Regions from separate parts of the Mus musculus genome. Here region 1 is linked to region 2. Evidence: chromatin loops called from intact Hi-C (ENCODE). Cell type or tissue: gastrocnemius. All regions are shown on one strand. Links, peaks and the distances in the headings refer to the core of each region. The heading gives the core; the rest is flanking DNA.

Evidence for each region. Peaks named below come from ENCODE experiments on the same cell type or tissue, not always from the same donor. Only the 100,000 strongest peaks of a DNase experiment are listed, where the experiment ranks them.
Region 1: a loop joins it to region 2, with 1.8 times the contacts of the local background. A loop is called at or near these places in 4 of 42 quality-filtered maps.

What each region holds. Positions count from the first base shown.
Region 1 is chr6:97,300,528-97,308,564 of GRCm38, reverse strand. Frmd4b (FERM domain containing 4B) reads left to right here. Exons shown (of 23, transcript NM_001346637.1): 14 at 397-538; 15 at 1,753-1,886; 16 at 1,967-2,086; 17 at 3,190-3,418; 18 at 6,220-6,276. Among named protein-coding and RNA genes, the nearest start is that of Gm32191, 52 kb to the right of the region's middle. In gastrocnemius, for the core only: no CTCF peak of the experiment used is centred there; DNase peaks (open chromatin) are centred at 1,995 and 3,427; H3K4me3 peaks cover 979 bases; H3K27ac peaks cover 1,192 bases.
Region 2 is chr6:97,391,923-97,399,959 of GRCm38, reverse strand. It overlaps Frmd4b (FERM domain containing 4B), which reads left to right. Exons shown (of 23, transcript NM_001346637.1): 5 at 3,683-3,767. Among named protein-coding and RNA genes, the nearest start is that of Frmd4b, 92 kb to the left of the region's middle. In gastrocnemius, for the core only: no CTCF peak of the experiment used is centred there; DNase peaks (open chromatin) are centred at 3,239, 3,930 and 4,242; H3K4me3 peaks cover 528 bases; H3K27ac peaks cover 750 bases.

The sequences.
Region 1 (8,037 bases), core at 1,902-4,401, 90 kb after region 2:
ATTTTCTCAGAAAACATGTAAGAAAAAAAATGTTTTAAACTTTGCTGCCAACTGTCTTGTTTTTTTTTCATATATTTTTTTAAGAGATGGGATATATATATATATATGTATATATATATATATATATATATAAAATTTAAAGGTTGTGACATTTGGTATGCATATGTTCCTCCAGCGGTGACATTGCTGGTGACATTTTAAAGTTAGTGACTGGATCCTGCATGCTTTGCTGAAAACTTCCACTTACAAAACTAAAGTTTTCTGTTCTTTTCAAAGTCCCACTTTACAGATCTAAACTGCCCCATGTTGACATCTTTGATTGCACAGTAACCTAATCGTTGTATTGCTTTAAAATGTGATTATGTTAATTACACTTCAATGTTATTCACCTCATAGGCAAAAATTCCTTCAGCCAGAAGCTTAGACGACATCGCCATGGACTTAACAGAGACTGGAACACAGAGGGGCTCCAAACTGGTGACTCTGGAAGCAAAGAGTCAGTTCATCATGGCAAGCAATGGCAGCCTGATATCCTCAGGTATTTCCCTGTTCAAGAAAGTATAAAGCCGGGTGTGGTGGCGCATGCCTTTGATCCCAGCACTCGGGAGGCAGAGGCAGGCGGATTTCTGAGTTCGAGGCCAGCCTGGTCTACAGAGTGAGTTCCAGGACAGCCAGGGCTATACAGAGAAACCCTGTCTCAAACAAACAAACAAACAAGCAAAAAAGAAAGAAAGAAAGTATAAGCAATCTTTGTGTGTTTGCTACAGATCGTTTCCAAATGCAACTTGTTGAGGCCCAAAACAAAACAATAAAAACCAAACCAAAGATGTTTTATTAAAATGCAACAGTATGCAAAAGCTTTGAATTCATTTTAATCTGATGTATGTATTTATTTATTTATTTTGCGATAGGGGCTCACTGTATAACCCCTGCAGGCCTCAAACTTACTGCCCTGGGATGCACCACCGCCAGCCATCCTTTAACGATTTTTAAAGAATATGAAGCTAAATTGAAAGTAGTCAAGCTGTATAAATACCATGACATACAGAGATACCGAGTACCCAAGGCTGTCTTAAAAGATGTTGACTCCCTGCCGGGTTGATGCCACGAATTCTCCACAGAACATAAAAGTCTATCTGTGCACAGTGGCAAGTACCTAGTTCCTAGACTGTAATCGTTGCACCCAGCCCTTTCCTTTGTGGGAGGTCTGGAGTCTCTTATCGCTAAGTCTGTGGAACGTCACTAAATGGCTTGTCTTTTCTAATTCCCCTCTAATTCTGCTTGTAGGTGAAGTAAGGGGAGTGGGGGGTTCCTTTGCATAGAACATTCCATTGCCTTGCTTGCTTACTTTCTTAAAAAAAAAAAAAAAAAAAAAAAAAAAACGGAGTGGGGCCTTCTCAGGGACCATCTTCCCTTCATTCCAAAAGGAAAAAAAAAAAAAGGAAAGAAAAGAAAAGAAAAGAGGAAAAAAATGCAATTTCTCCTTGTGTATGCCTGAATCCCATAGCATTTTATTGGGGCTTCCAAAATGACTCAGCCACGAAGTGCAGGAGACATTTTCTTACCAGGCTTTTCCCGATGGCCAGGAGCATGTGAACGGTCTCCTGGTTTCCTTTCATTATGTTCAGAAACAAGGAGAAAAGAAATAAAAGCAGCATTGGGGCCCAGCTCGCCTCCCCAGCCCTTTGTCCCTTACTCAGCAAGGAAGGAAACAGGCCCGGTGTGAACCTCCCCGCCCTGCCCCCACTCCAGGTTCTCAGGACTCGGAAGGCATGGAGGAGCAAAAGCGGGAGAAGATTCTGGAACTCAAGAAGAAGGAGAAGCTGTTGCAAGAAAAGCTCCTGCAGAAAGTGGAGGAGCTGAAGAAGATCTGCCTGCGGGAGGCCGTGAGTGGCCCCTGGCCTTGCTGGCTTTGTGTTGGGTAACTGTGTCGCTTACGTGCTCTTGACCCTGTCCTGTTTTACAGGAGCTCACGGGCAGAATGCCAAAGGAGTATCCACTGAACATAGGCGAGAAGCCCCCTCAGGTCAGGAGGCGAGTGGGGACCACGTTCAAGTTAGATGACAACTTACTGCCTACTGAGGAGGTATGATGGTGGCGCTGGGCCGTGGTGTGCACAGGATGGAGGAGCTGTCTGTTCCCTACCCTCCATCTATTCCCTCGGTTCAGAATCATGCTGTAGATTTTTCTCTGAGCCACAGAAATAGACCACATGGCACACTCTTTCATGCACGCTCGGAGCAAAATTGAGATCCTTATTATTTTGTTCGCCATGTCATGGAGAGCATTCTACGAGCCCTGGGAAGAAGTTATCAATAGTATTACAGAAATTAAGATTGGAATTTAGCTTCAGATCCTTCTGCTTAAAACCAAGTAGCCTTCAGCAAATTGTTTCATCACCCTGGAGTGTCCGTTCATCTATAAAGTGGTCATCATGGTGCCCATCCCCTCTGAAGGGTGCAGTAAGGGTTAAGTGAGATAGCATATACAACATTCAGTATAATTAAGTTAAAGGATTTGATGGTCAACAGAGTGTATGCTCTCACTAGCAATTATGCCATTATGACCCACCCCGTGGTTGTTACAGGAATTTCACTATCTCAGCTGCCATTTGTAATAGAGGCAAGTTTTGATATTTGCTGAGTACCTGCCTATGCACTCAGGTCTGGCCTAAGCCCCTCGCATGGTGTGTCGGCTTATCTTTAGCACGCTTTCATAAAGTACTTTATTCCTTTTGCAAATTCAGAAAGCTAAAGGATTAAAAGATTATTTATGAGTAGTATATTCAGTCATGCTACCAGGAACAACCAGAAAGGGTAGTCAGACCCAAACGACGTGTCTCTAAAGGGCCACCTATGAATGTAACATTCTTCACGTGTGAGTCACAGGTTAGAGTCTCTTTCTGAAAACTGGCCTTATGCCAGCCAAGAGAATGGATGCAAAGTCATTTTCCTCCTTAAAAAAGAAGAGGTTGGACTGTGAGGTGATGTGAAGGTGGATGAGATAGGTCTTGTCTTCCTAGAGAGGGTCTGAGGATGCTTGCATTATTCAAATGTGGACAGTTTCGTGCCCAAAGGGTGGATTACTCAGGAACATGCAAGAATCTTTCCTTACTATCCAGACATAATGCGAGAGAGTGACTATGTGTGTCACACATAAAAATAAAGCTGTGTCATTGTCTAAATGCAGGATCCGGCTTTACAAGAACTGGAGAGCAATTTCCTGATACAGCAGAAGCTGGTTGAGGCTGCAAAGAAGCTCGCCAGTGAGCCCGACCTTTGTAAAACCGTGAAGAAAAAGCGAAAGCAAGATTACACAGACGCTGTGAAAAGACTGCAGGAGATTGAAAATTCCATCAACGAATACCGAATCCGATGTGGCAAGAAGCCCAGCCAGAAGGCTGCCGTTGTCCCACCAGGTGGGTAATGGTGAGCTGTGGGCAGGCCCCTGCTCAGGTCTCCTGCTGGGATGTTCCAGTCCTCAGCTTGTTCACTCTGGTGAAAGAGCAGAACAGCATCCAAAGCAACCGGGTAGACACAGTTGAATTTTCAGTGTCAAAGGCGTGTGTCAACGGCAGCAGGCTCACCGTTGCAGTTCCATAGGACAGGATATGAACTTTCAGGGTAAAGGCTCACAGGAATGTTGGCTCACGATATAACAGACTCCCTGTAACTGGCCTGGAGTCACTGCCCCATATACTTTTCACGATGCCGGCACGTCAGAACACTGAGCTTTAGATAGAAGCCTTTCTGCAAGATGTTTGAATGCAGCATACCCTGCATTTTCTTGGAGACCGTTCTTGCACGTGTGCTGATAGAGAAGGGGGTCCTATGATTATCCCATTGCAAGAGAGTATTTAAGAGCAGGCGAATGGGGGGAGGGGAGGGGAAGAGTAGGCAAATGGTAAATGATAACATGGAATGCGGAAAGATGAGAGATAAGATTATAACCACAAGGTAATTCTGACTTTGTATAAACCTGCGCACAGGATGACTGATAGGGAACTATTTCAAAATACTAATCGCCACAGAGTTGCAAGCACACCAATTCTCTTCTATTTCCAAGATTCTCAACATCTTGTATCTATGAAGTTCATATTCAGGAAAAAAAATAATAAAACAAATGGCGAAGTCTTTTTATGTCAATTTAAAGTCCAATTGACCTTATGCAAACACTAATGTGGTTTTTAGAGACAATTATTGATTATTTCTTTAAACCCAAGCCTTTCCTCCCCTTTGTGTGTTAACGCCTGAAAAATTGAGGCCATTCCTCCACTGGCTGATGGGTTATCATCATAACTGCTATCTTACATCTTCACAGGAACACGAAATAATCATACATTTTCTATTAGATAAGCTGAGTTTAGAGCAGGCCAGGCTTAGAGCCTATGATTCATCAAGCTGAGACATGACTTTCTGGAAGCGAATATACAGACATTAACACACAAATGTTAGTCCACTGGAGCTGGAGACTCTAAAGGTACAATCCAGTTGGTTTGATGATGGTTGCGTTCTTTGCCTCCAGACATGGGTGATTAACAGTGTGCGTTATGTTCATGGCCATTTGTCACAGCCAATTCACCCTCAAGCTGTGCTAGCCCCAAGTGTTCTCCTTTTTGGTGGCTGGCATTTGGACAGCAGATGGTACCATTGGTTGAGCATCTTTTGGATAGATGTTTGTGTAAGTGAACCCAGCAGCTGACTATCCTGGCATCTCGCCTTCAAGTTCCACTGTGCTCTAATTAAGAGAGAGTCCACCCGGCTCGAATAAAGATTAGCATTTGACTTTGAATGATGACGGTCCCTTCACAGTGGTTTTAAAACTTACACTGAGGTGTTGTATTTGGCTAGAACCTTCCACCAAAACACTCCATGCTGAATGTGGGATGGTTTGCAAAATCATATCAACACATCTGAGCCGACTCTATTCTACCAAATGGGCATCAGAAATGTTCAAAGCACTATGGCTGTCACTCCCAGTCAGACAGCCAAGTACGGGTAATAAAATGAAGAAGTATAGTTGGTATTTATCTAGCATTTGTTGTGTGCCTGGAGCTGGCTAAAATCTGCATGCCATTAGTTAATCAAATAGCTCATCTCAGCACTGTGCAATGGGCACTGTTGTTTTCCCCACTGCAGAGCTGAGCCAAAGATTCTTAGTGAGATGAAGCAACTTGCCCAAGCTCCCGTGGACAATAAATGACAAAAACAAGATTTAAACTCAGATCTTCTGATTCAGAGCTTTTAAAGTAGGGACAGTTTTGCCCTTCAGGCCCACACCCTAAGAAATATTTGGTGATATTTGTGGGCATTTGGGGGTTGACAGCATTGAGGGTAAGATGGCTGTTTTTGATCTGTAAGCAGACACTGTTTCTGCATTGTACAGAAGAGCTCCTTAGAACAAATATGGAATTCAGTCTCAAGGTATAGAAAACATTGCAAACTAGCTTAAGACCCAAACTCTGTGACTTTTAATCCTATTGAAAGTGATACAGTTAAGAGCTGAAAATTTCACTCGATCAGTATTGCCCAGAATACATGAAGTCATGGGTTCAGTCCCTAACACCACATAAAACCAGACATGGTAGTGCATGCCTGCAATCCTAGCACTTGGGACTTGGAAGTGTCAAGGTTATCATTAGTTATGTAGACAATTCAGGAGCAGCCTGGGCTTCTGTATAAAACCTTGTCTCCAGAAAGGGGGTGGGGAGGAGAGGAGATTGAGAAAGTAAGAGAGAAGGAAAAAAGAAACATAGCTAGCTAGCCCTTCCAGCCTCAGATTCCACATCTGCAGATAACAGCCAGCCTCAACTCAAAATATTTGTGGGAATATTGTCTTTGCACTAAACATATTATTTGATAAGCATTACAATAGAACGGATATTAAGAATTATAAGTAATAGAGACAGTACCCACAGTGTGCAAGAGAACTATGGAACACCCTCAGATTTGTTATCCTCGGGGAGACCAAGAACCAGTCTCCCCTCTGGATACTGAGGAGTGAGTAATCCATTGTAACATCTGCACAATAGGTCAGATGGTTTTTATCTCCAGTAGAATGTAAGTGATTCCGACAACAGCTAATTATTCTTAATGCGCTGTAATTGCTTACATTTATCTAAATGAAAATAAAATGCACTCAGTTGAAAATTGCTTCGCTGAACTCATTCTAATTGTATAAATGCACAATTATCCTAAAGGCAGCTATTTATATTCACAGAAGACATCATTCCATCGGAAAGCAGTTCTTTGTCCGACACCACCACCTATGACGACCGTAAGTGGCTCCTTTTATCACTTAAAAACATTAGATACTCTAAAGAGTGAAGATCATTTTTTAAGATTTTTATTTGTGTGTGTGTGTGTGTGTGTGTGTGTGTGTGTGTGTAGACCATATATATGTGAGTACCCAAGGAACCTGGATCCCCCAGAGCTGGAGTTACAGGCCATTTTGTTACCCTTTCTGACCTGGGTACTAGGAACTGAATTCAGGTCCTTGTAAAATTCAGTAAAGTAAGCACTCTTAACAACTGAGCCTTCTCTCTCTCTCTCTCTCTCTCTCTCTCTCTCTCTCTCTCTCTCTTTCCTGCTCCTAAGATAATTTTTTTAATTTATGTAAACTTGGGCACAAGATGTAGCTTAGCTGTTAGAATGCTTAATGTGCATGGTGCCCTGAGTTTGATCCCCAACACCAATCATCCAGGTCTTATGATGCATACCTATGGTCCCAGTATTTGGAAAACAGAACCAAGACAGGCAGAAGTTCAAGGCCTTCCTTTGCTACATAATGAGTTCTAAACATAAGACTCTGTCTAACAAAGAGCAACAACAACAACAACATCAAAGGGAAGCCTACTTATTTCTCTTTGAAGAAAAGGAGAATAAACTAACTTTATTTATACAAATGATAGGGGAGGGAGGTCTAATTATCGTATATGCAGGCTAGTATTAAAAACAGGTCCACCTAATCAGAAACCCATAGCATGAATAAGTCTGTCTGTAAGGGTGTTAAAGTTCTGTTTTTAAACTTTGTGTTTCTTTTTAAACTTTGTATTTTAAATAAAGACTCAGAACTGTGTAAGCTACGCGGTCTTTCACCTAGCAATTTCCAGTGGTGATAGATTCCATATCTGGAGTCCAGCATCAAACCAGGAAACTATAGTGTACCCTTTGCATAGCACTGCCTTCTAGAGAAGTGGGGATTGATTTTATCTTCCTTAGGAAGAAAAGCTCATCTTATGAAATTAGATTTCATGTCATTTTTACCATTTCCTATAGGCCATAATAAGCACTATGTGTGTGACAGTGGCGAATATTGGTTCAGTGTGTCCTGGGACGGGATGTGCTTCCTATCAAGGGACTGAAAACTTCCTTGTAATTCTTTATACGTAACCACCTGATTGACTATCTGTCTGATATGATTTGAAGTATTTCGGGAAGCCACTTCCCTGTACTGGCCCCACCCCCTGCACCCCTCCCCTAGACTGCTTTTTCTTTGAGTTTGATCATAAGTAAAATCTCACTACTTCAGGGTCCTGCTTTGAGCTGCAGACCAACACACACGCCATTTATTTTTTGAAAATGCACGTGTTGGTGGTGAATATGCCACACCTTAACCAATAAAGCCCCACCCCCCCACCCCCCATAGGATGAGCCTGTGGCCTCAGAGGCCTCAGGTCTTCAAAGGGGAACAAAACCCATCTGGCATGTCTGCTTGGCTTTTTGCAAGTTGGGATTTCCTCTCCACCCCACTTCCTTTCTGTATACACAGGCTCTCCCGATGTAACGCTAGCTAGTCTGGAACTCACTACGCAGACTAAGCAAGCCTCAAACTCACAGAAATCCACCTGCCTCTCCCTCAAAAGTACCAGGCTTAAAGGTGTCCACACCACGCTAGACACCTTGCAGACTTTCTTTAATAAAAGTTTTGGAAGTGACGCTGTCACCCATTGCACCTGAGTGAGTTTCTTTCTCAGAGCGTTCACTGTAAGTTGAGAAAAATTGGCTCAGACTTCAGCGTTTCTTTCTAACATGTCAT
Region 2 (8,037 bases), core at 3,040-5,539:
TAGAAGAACACATATTGCATCTAGCACGTAATCTGGTCCCTTGGTTGCCAACAAACAAGTTCCAATTGCAGCTAACATAGAAACATCATTGCAGGAAAATGAACAAAGCCCTCGGAGGAAACCTGGCTTCAGAGAGGGTCTGGAGAGCAGGAACTTGAGGACAGAGCCATGCACTAGATTGATACTGGCAGACAAACTAAGATCCAGACATCTTTATCACTCTACCCGTGTTAAATACCACAGTGAAAACACTGGCCTGGTCTAGCATGGGCCACACACCTACACATCAGAGTATATTCTCCCATCCTCCAAGGATAGTCCCCTGCTCAACCTCACCAATTCATATCCAACCAGCAGCCTTCTGGCTTCGCACATGTGATTTTCCTTGCAGATCAATTCAGTGTTATTGATTCAGATACAGAATTTAAGAAGAAAGTGCTGGCGAGAGAGAGAAAATCTGAATGAGAATTGGATTTTAAATAGGGTGAAAGAATTGTTATGACCTCATCAGAGTGAAAGTCCATTGCGCTTATGGTTTTTGTACAGTTCTATTCTGTGAGAGGTAGTCACTGCAGTAGTCCAGAGTGACAGAATGCCTGAATGAGAGTAATCAGCGTGTTGTGTTATGGCTGTGTATGCTGCTTCTCCTTTATGACGGGTGGTCTCTGAAGGGAAACCTGTTCATCTTCAGTGTCTTTGGATGAGAATGGTGTGATATAGTTGATCCTTTTGAGCCAAGTAGGTTGTCACTCAGTAGCCAATTCTACAGATCTGAATGTTTCTGTTTGGCAAGTACGTTCTCTAGTTCTCTTCAACCTAAAAAGTGGAGATAAAAACAATATGGGGAATTCCTACCCAGTGGCCAGCTCCTAGAGCACTCTAGGTAAATGGTTATCAATACTGTCCTTATCAATACCGTCATTACTGCCCCTAACTTCCCCGTTATCTTTCTCAATGTTTGTTGCCAATCAGGTATTCAGTGTCTGGTAAAGGTATAATTTCTAGTCATAAATAAATTCATGTCTGGCTGGCTGATGGTTGACAATGAATGTTCTGTTTTCATCGCTGTACTCTCAACAATGTACAAAATGAATCTTTTGGACAGGAGATATTCTATTGAATACAGAGTGTGATTTTAAAAGGTAAAGGAGGGATAGAAATAGAGACTCTTGGAATGGAAGGTAGGTTTGGGAGTCTTTGGTATGGCAGGGGATTCTGGGCTAGGAGATCTCTTCTCTGGGGGAGCTTCTCCCTTCTAGGCAGCTCCAACTGTACACTTTAGCTCAAGATCTATCACCTGCTCGCTGCTGCCCAGAAGTGCTGGCTTTGCTGTTTTGAAGGCAGAGAGAAAACATATGTTCATACATGTTAGTACACTAATGATGACACCAGTCTTGTTTCTCAATAAGTTTATTAACATAAATGAGATAGCTGCGGTTCCTGAGGGCTTAGCTTCCTGTACAACTGCTCACCCAGCAGCAGCTGGAGAGGCAGCCAGAAAGAAGTTAACAGTATTCTCAATAGAGTCGAAAGAGGCCAAGTCAGATGTAGCCTATTCTTCAAGCAGAGCTCTGACTTTCCGTGGCTATTCCCATGAAAGGATGATAACAGACCTGAGCCTGTGACGGTTAAACGGGAGAATACATGAGAATTCTGAGCATAGCCCAGCATATGGCGGGAGGCAGATCAACAGCCAGGATCCTGATGCTGCCCCTCCAGTCTCTTACTGGAAACCTCCTTGGGTTATCTTTATAGAGTCAAAGACTGTGGGGAGGAGCATACCTGGTTATTGCCAGGTAACAGTAGGGGTGGACTTTAGACAGAATGCTAACACTTACCATACCTAGGCATTGTACTGGCCACCCCATTTGTTGTGTAATGTCTTGTGATCACAGGAGAGCCCTCCGAGTAAAGTATCAGTAGCTCCCCCTGATACAAAAGGATCTATGTAGATCAGATGGCACATGTCACTTTATTCCTGCTATACAGCAGCTATTCTTAACCTGTGGATTGCAACCCTCTGGGATCAAATGACTCTTTTACAGGGGTCGCCTAAGACCCTCTTCATATCTGATATTTCTATTATGATTCATAACAGCAGCAAAATTACAGTTATGAGGTGGCAATGGAAGTAACTTTGTGGCTGGGGGTCACCAGAACATGAGGAGCTGTATTAAAGGGCCACAGCATTAGGAAGGTTGAAAACCAGTGCCATCCATGAATCAGAAGGACAGGGGAGAGATTTTCTTAGCAATCATAAGATTAAAAAGAAAATAGTTCACACTTAATATCTAACTTCAACTCTCCAAAGTTATAAGTTCAGCCATGACACTTACCTTGATAAAGACACAAGACTACACACCTCTGTTCATGTTAATAAACAGAGATGACAGTCTAGATTTTTCTTATTCAAAAGCCTGTTTTCCCATAACTCCTCATTTCCTTTCCTGCCCTCACACTTTTCAAAAACCAAGTCTCCCAGCCTCCATTAATCTCACTTAGCAGTGAGCTAAACCCTTTTAAGTACAAATATCCCAGATTTATTCTCCTCCTGGAGCCTCGGCCTGACAAGGCAACACACAGAGGTGCCATTTTCCAAACCATCTTAACATTTCGGTGACAACTTCTTTTACAGCCTTTTCAGCTGCATTAGTGGCTCACATATTTCATTAACAAGAAAGGAAAAAAGTAACAAAATGCCCAAGCCCCATGTGACTTCCCCATGTGACTTCCCCATGTGACTTCCCTATGGCCTGAGGAGATCATTCCCCTACCACAGTCCTCTTGTGTTTCCATTCTCACTGGTTTGAGAGCAAGTTCCTTTTGAGGACCCCAGCTGTGTGAGTTGCCCTAGGACATTATGTCCCTCCTGTATAATTTAACAAGAAGATTCTAGAACTCAAAAAAATGCCAGGGCTCAGGTTTACCTGTGCTCAGCGCAGAGCCCCAGTCCTCCCTAGACAGCTTTTAGCACTGTGTGTTGTTGAGGAAGGTTCGATGCCTTCCTCCCTTCCCATCTCAAAGCTGTCAGAACCACCCTCCCCCCCCACCCCCATCCCCCCACCCCCAGCTAAAAGGGAACTTAGAATCTGTGTTGGCTCACACACTGTACAAGGAAAATCTTAAAAAGGGCAAGGGGAATGAGGCCTGTTGTGCCCTGATTTGCATGAGAAAAGAGCAAAACTAACAGCTAAGGGGAGCTTGGCTTCCAGCCAAGGGAAACCCTAGCTCCGCAAAGAAAGGGAAAGAGCCGGCCTAACTGTAACTCTGTGTGAGATGGGGTAAGGCCTGGAGTCCCCCACCAACCCCAACGCTGGTCACTGCTGGACCAGCAGGATGCCTTGACATTCAGATGACATGGCCTGCTTGCTCTGGGCTCTTCACCGGGCTTGTGTGTTCACGGAATGAGTTGTGTGTGGGGGAGAGCACACACACACACACACACACAGTGTTTGCAGGTGGACCCCATGCTGAATCTCACTTTAACTCACGGCCTACACACAGTTAATGCTCTGTAGGCGACTTCATCTGCAGGTAGGTGTGTGGGAGCACTGAGGTGGTGTGCGACATAAAAACCAAAGCAGGACCATGTGGCTCCTTAACGCTGTCTTTGAGGAAATGAAATCATGCCAAGAGCTGGAAGTCAAGTCTGAAGGATTGAACTCCGTACACTGTCTTTCAGGTTCTACATCGAGAGCATATCCTTCCTAAAGGATAAGAACACCGTGGAGCTGTTTTTCCTGAACGCAAAGGCCTGTGTACACAAGGTAAGACACTTGTTTGTGTGTTCGTGGGATGTCTCCCCGGAGACTGTGACATGGTCTTGCCTGCCCTTTTACATCCTAACTTGGGAAAGAATACAGTCTCTCTCCTCAATATCAGCTCCCCAACCTACCCCTCCGCAACCCCTCCCCCCAACCCACTCCTCAACAGGCCCTCTCCTCAACCCACCCCATCCCAACCCCTCTCCCCTCCCCAGGCACTCTCCTCAGCCCTCCCCTCCTGGGCCCTTCTTCAGATGCCGGATGGTGAAGCGGGATAATTACACCTCCACTAAGTCACTGCTTCAAAGGTAGCCAAGGGAGGCTCCCCACGGTATGAGCAAGAAAGACAGAAAGATGGATCCCTTCAGAGTGCAGGAAGCCTCCTCGTTTTAGCATTCACCATACTTAAAAAAAAAAAAAGCAATCCCAGTTCCCGTCCAGCCTGCCAGTCCCTAAGGCCACTCCCACCTTAGCTCCAAGGAAACAGAGCTGGCAGCTGAGCTCGACTGACCACTTTCAGCAGCAGGTCGGTTCTCTTTAGTCGTGGGCCAGCTGAGGTTGTTTTCCTCTGTTTTGTTTCTGTCCCTCAAGGACGAGTTACTTTTACAAACATCAGTTAAACATTTCAGAAAAAAAAGAGAGAGAGAGAGAGGGTCGGGATTGAAGTGATACAGCAGCTAAGTTGAAATGCCTGCCTAGTTTGGTTTGGTTTCATTTGCTTCTGTATGGCCTTAGTGTGGGCCTTGGGGAGGGAGCTGGCTGGGTTTGGGGAAAGACTGTTGTTATGCAGCCCAGGCTATTTTTTTTTTAATCTTTATTTATTTGTATTGTGTGTGTCACGGTGCAGGGCTGCACACTCTAAGGCACACATAGGGAGATCAGAAGGAAGCTTTCAGGGGTGGAGTCCGTTCTCTCTTTTACATGAGTAACAGAAAACTCAAGACCCTCAGGCTCGAGTCAGCGCTGGCCTTCATACTCTGTCTCTTCACTGGAGTATTTATGCTAGTTATATATGCTATGACTACTGACAGCCCTGGTGCAGGTGTGGCACCTTCCTATGTTTTTTTATTTCTGTTGAATTTGTGTGTGTGTGTGTGTGTGTGTGTGTGTGATGTATGTATATGTACATATGTGAGTAACTATACATCCCTGCCAATGCACATGTGTGGAAGTTCAAGGACAACCTTGGGAGATGATCCTCACCTACCACCTGTCCGAGACCGTGCTCACATACTGTGTCTGCCAGACTGCCTGGCTCTTTAGTCTCCTAGCACTGTCTCCTATCCCCCGTGAGCACTGGAATTACACACAGACTGTGCCTGGCTTCCCATGAGCTCTGAGGATTAGTGCTTGCGCGGCAAGGGATTTAGCATCTCGCCGGCCTTTCACTGAGTGTTTTATGACCTCACTTTACCGCCCTGGTTGGATGAACTCTCTTTGGTTTGCTGTCTTCATGATTGCTTTTGAGTTGACGGTATACATCTTCAGCGAACCACATCTGTCTCAGGGAAGCCCCAGCATTGCACACATCCTGTGAGCTCCTTCCGTTTCTCCGTGTAGACAGTTCCCATCATGCCTCACTTTTGGCTCTGCTGCAGATACTGGGGACATCACTACTTCTGTGTGAAGTTTTGATCACCTTCAAAGATATTTAAACACTATAAAAGCATGGTTATCACTGGGGCCCCCATTTCTGTTTTGTCTTCATTCACTCTTTTCTGCCTGACTTAACTTTTCTTCCACCTGAAAGACACTGGGTAACATTCCCCATACCATGTGAGTCTGCTGGTGACTTATCCTTCCAAGCTTCTTTCTGAAAGCACTGGCTGGCCTTTGTCTTCAGTTTTTGAATGTTAGTCCATAGGATATAAAAGCATACATTGGCAGTTTTTTCATTTCTACAAAAATAATGATTCATTATGATTTTTCTTATGTTGTTGCTGATGGGGTATCTGCCGCCACACCAAGTCTTTGTGGCTCAGTGTGTGAAGTGTCTTTTTCTCCAGCTGTTTTTCCAAGTTTCCACTTGAGACAGTTTGATTATGTGTATCAATACCGTGATACAGCTTTCTTCGTGTTTCTTGTGACTTAAGTGTTTTGGGTTTCTAGGTTTATTCTTTATATTAGATTTAGAAAGGGGTGTGTATGTGGGGGGTGTGGTATTTGCGAGGTATTTGTGTATGCTTACACGTATGTGGGTCATATGTGTGCCAGTGCATGTGTGTGCATGTGCCGGTACAGATCAGACAACCTTGGATGTCTTTCCTCAGGAACTGTCTGTCCATCTTGTATTCTGAGACAGATTCTCACTAGGACCTGGGACTCAACAATTTGGCTGAGCTGGGTGATCAGTAATCTCCTTGTGACCTCTTTTTTTATGTGACTCCAGACATCTAGGTATATAAAATAGGTATCAAAATTATTGGTAACAAATCATATAGAGATTCATTTTAAAACAATTTTTTGATATATGCACACATCTTACCATTTTTTTAAAGCTAAAAGTAAATGTTCATACTACTGAAATGGATGTGTTTATTTTTATATATAGAATTCAATCTTGGCTGAAGGTTGGTTATTATAGGATGTAGGAAATCTTCAAAATTTTTCATAGTTAACTAACATTTTGGTGTTATAATTGTCAGTGCTAAGAACACTTTTTCATACAACTGTGAAATGCAGATGTAGCAGAAGTGTTGTGTTTCAAGGACATTTGAGAAATTGTTGGAAATTTGGTCCTAATCCCAAGTGAAACTCCATGAAACTCAAGCCACCTACCCAAACAGCCATGTTTAAAATCAAGTGTTCTGATACACTGCAATCCAAAGAGACACTAATTTGGTACTTCCATGCTGAGACATCGTGGTAGGGAGGTAGCACCATTCTTTGTTCTTCATAATGAAATCATTATACTTCTGCAAGTGGAGAAAAGCTTGCACGCACATTCAAAACACTCCAGTACCTAACACTCAGCGTAGGTAACTGTGGGTTGTCTGGTTTCAGGCATTGCTAGCTGGCATGTTCTTATGTAAGCTGTGCACAGGGCAAAGTATGCATGCTGTGTGTTCAGAACTGAGCCTGCAGTGATGTGGAGAGAGGCAACACAGGCAAGCACCGCCTGAAACATCTGGTTCCTCACACAGCTGACTGTGAATCAGGCTTTGGTTGTGGCATATTCAGAAACCTTTTACTGTTGCCAGATTTTTTTTCTCTCACAAACTCCACATTCAGTCATGTTACCCCACCTGGGTTTGTGGCCATAGTCTCAGGAGCTGGTACCAGGCCATTAGAAGTGACTCTAAGGCTTAAGTTGTTTCTTTGTTTTCATTTAGGGTTGAGGTATTCTGTTTTGGTTTATTTTGGTTGCATGTTTGTTGTTGTATATTTTTCCCATGTGTGCATGTCTGTGTGCATATGTGGTGGGGGGGCAGTCTATGTTTGTACGCATGTATGAGGGTTGGCATGTGTTCATGTGTACAAGTGCATGTGTGTGTACGTGCATATGTGTGTGCGTGCATACATGTGTGTGTATGTGTGTGTATGCATATTACCTCATGTCGTTTCTGTTGTTGTATCCTCGGGGGGTGTTTGAGCATTTATTATAAGAAGGATTTTTTAAAAAGAGATGTTGTACAGGTATATGTGACTACTTAACTTCAGACCATACAAAATGTAATAGTGATAGGTATTTTCCTATCCTTGGCCACATAGACTAATTTATGCCTCAGTTCTGGGTGGTCTTGGGTTGACGTCATTTTTCCTTCTAGCCATGTTTTGCCAGCCTGATGACATGTGATTGCCTGTTAAGCAATTGCTTGTTGTATCTTCTTAAAAGTTTTAAAATTTGATGTGCCTGATTTGGGTGCTGGGAATGGAACCCAGATCCTCTGGAAGAGCAGCCAGTGCTCTTACCTCTGAGTCATCTCACCAACCCCCTAGATATTACTAATTTTATCTTTTTGAACGCTACTTGCTTTTATCCACACATAAATATTCTTCGTATTTGTTTCTGGGTGCAGTCTAGTTATTAGGATGCAGTTTGCTTTTTTCCAGACTTGTTTTTATGATTTGGTAGGCAAGCCCAGAACAGAGCTCACTCTACTGTCAACTAACTGTTTCCCATCACCTGGGCAAGACTCCTGGGTCTGCTTCTGGGTACCCGGAATTCAAAGGTTTCCTAGTCTGCCTTAAGGCATCATGTACCATTTCCCATCCTGAATGAGGACCAAGCACTGTTCACTTCCAGCCTTTCATGAGCTTCCACCTTCAGGTA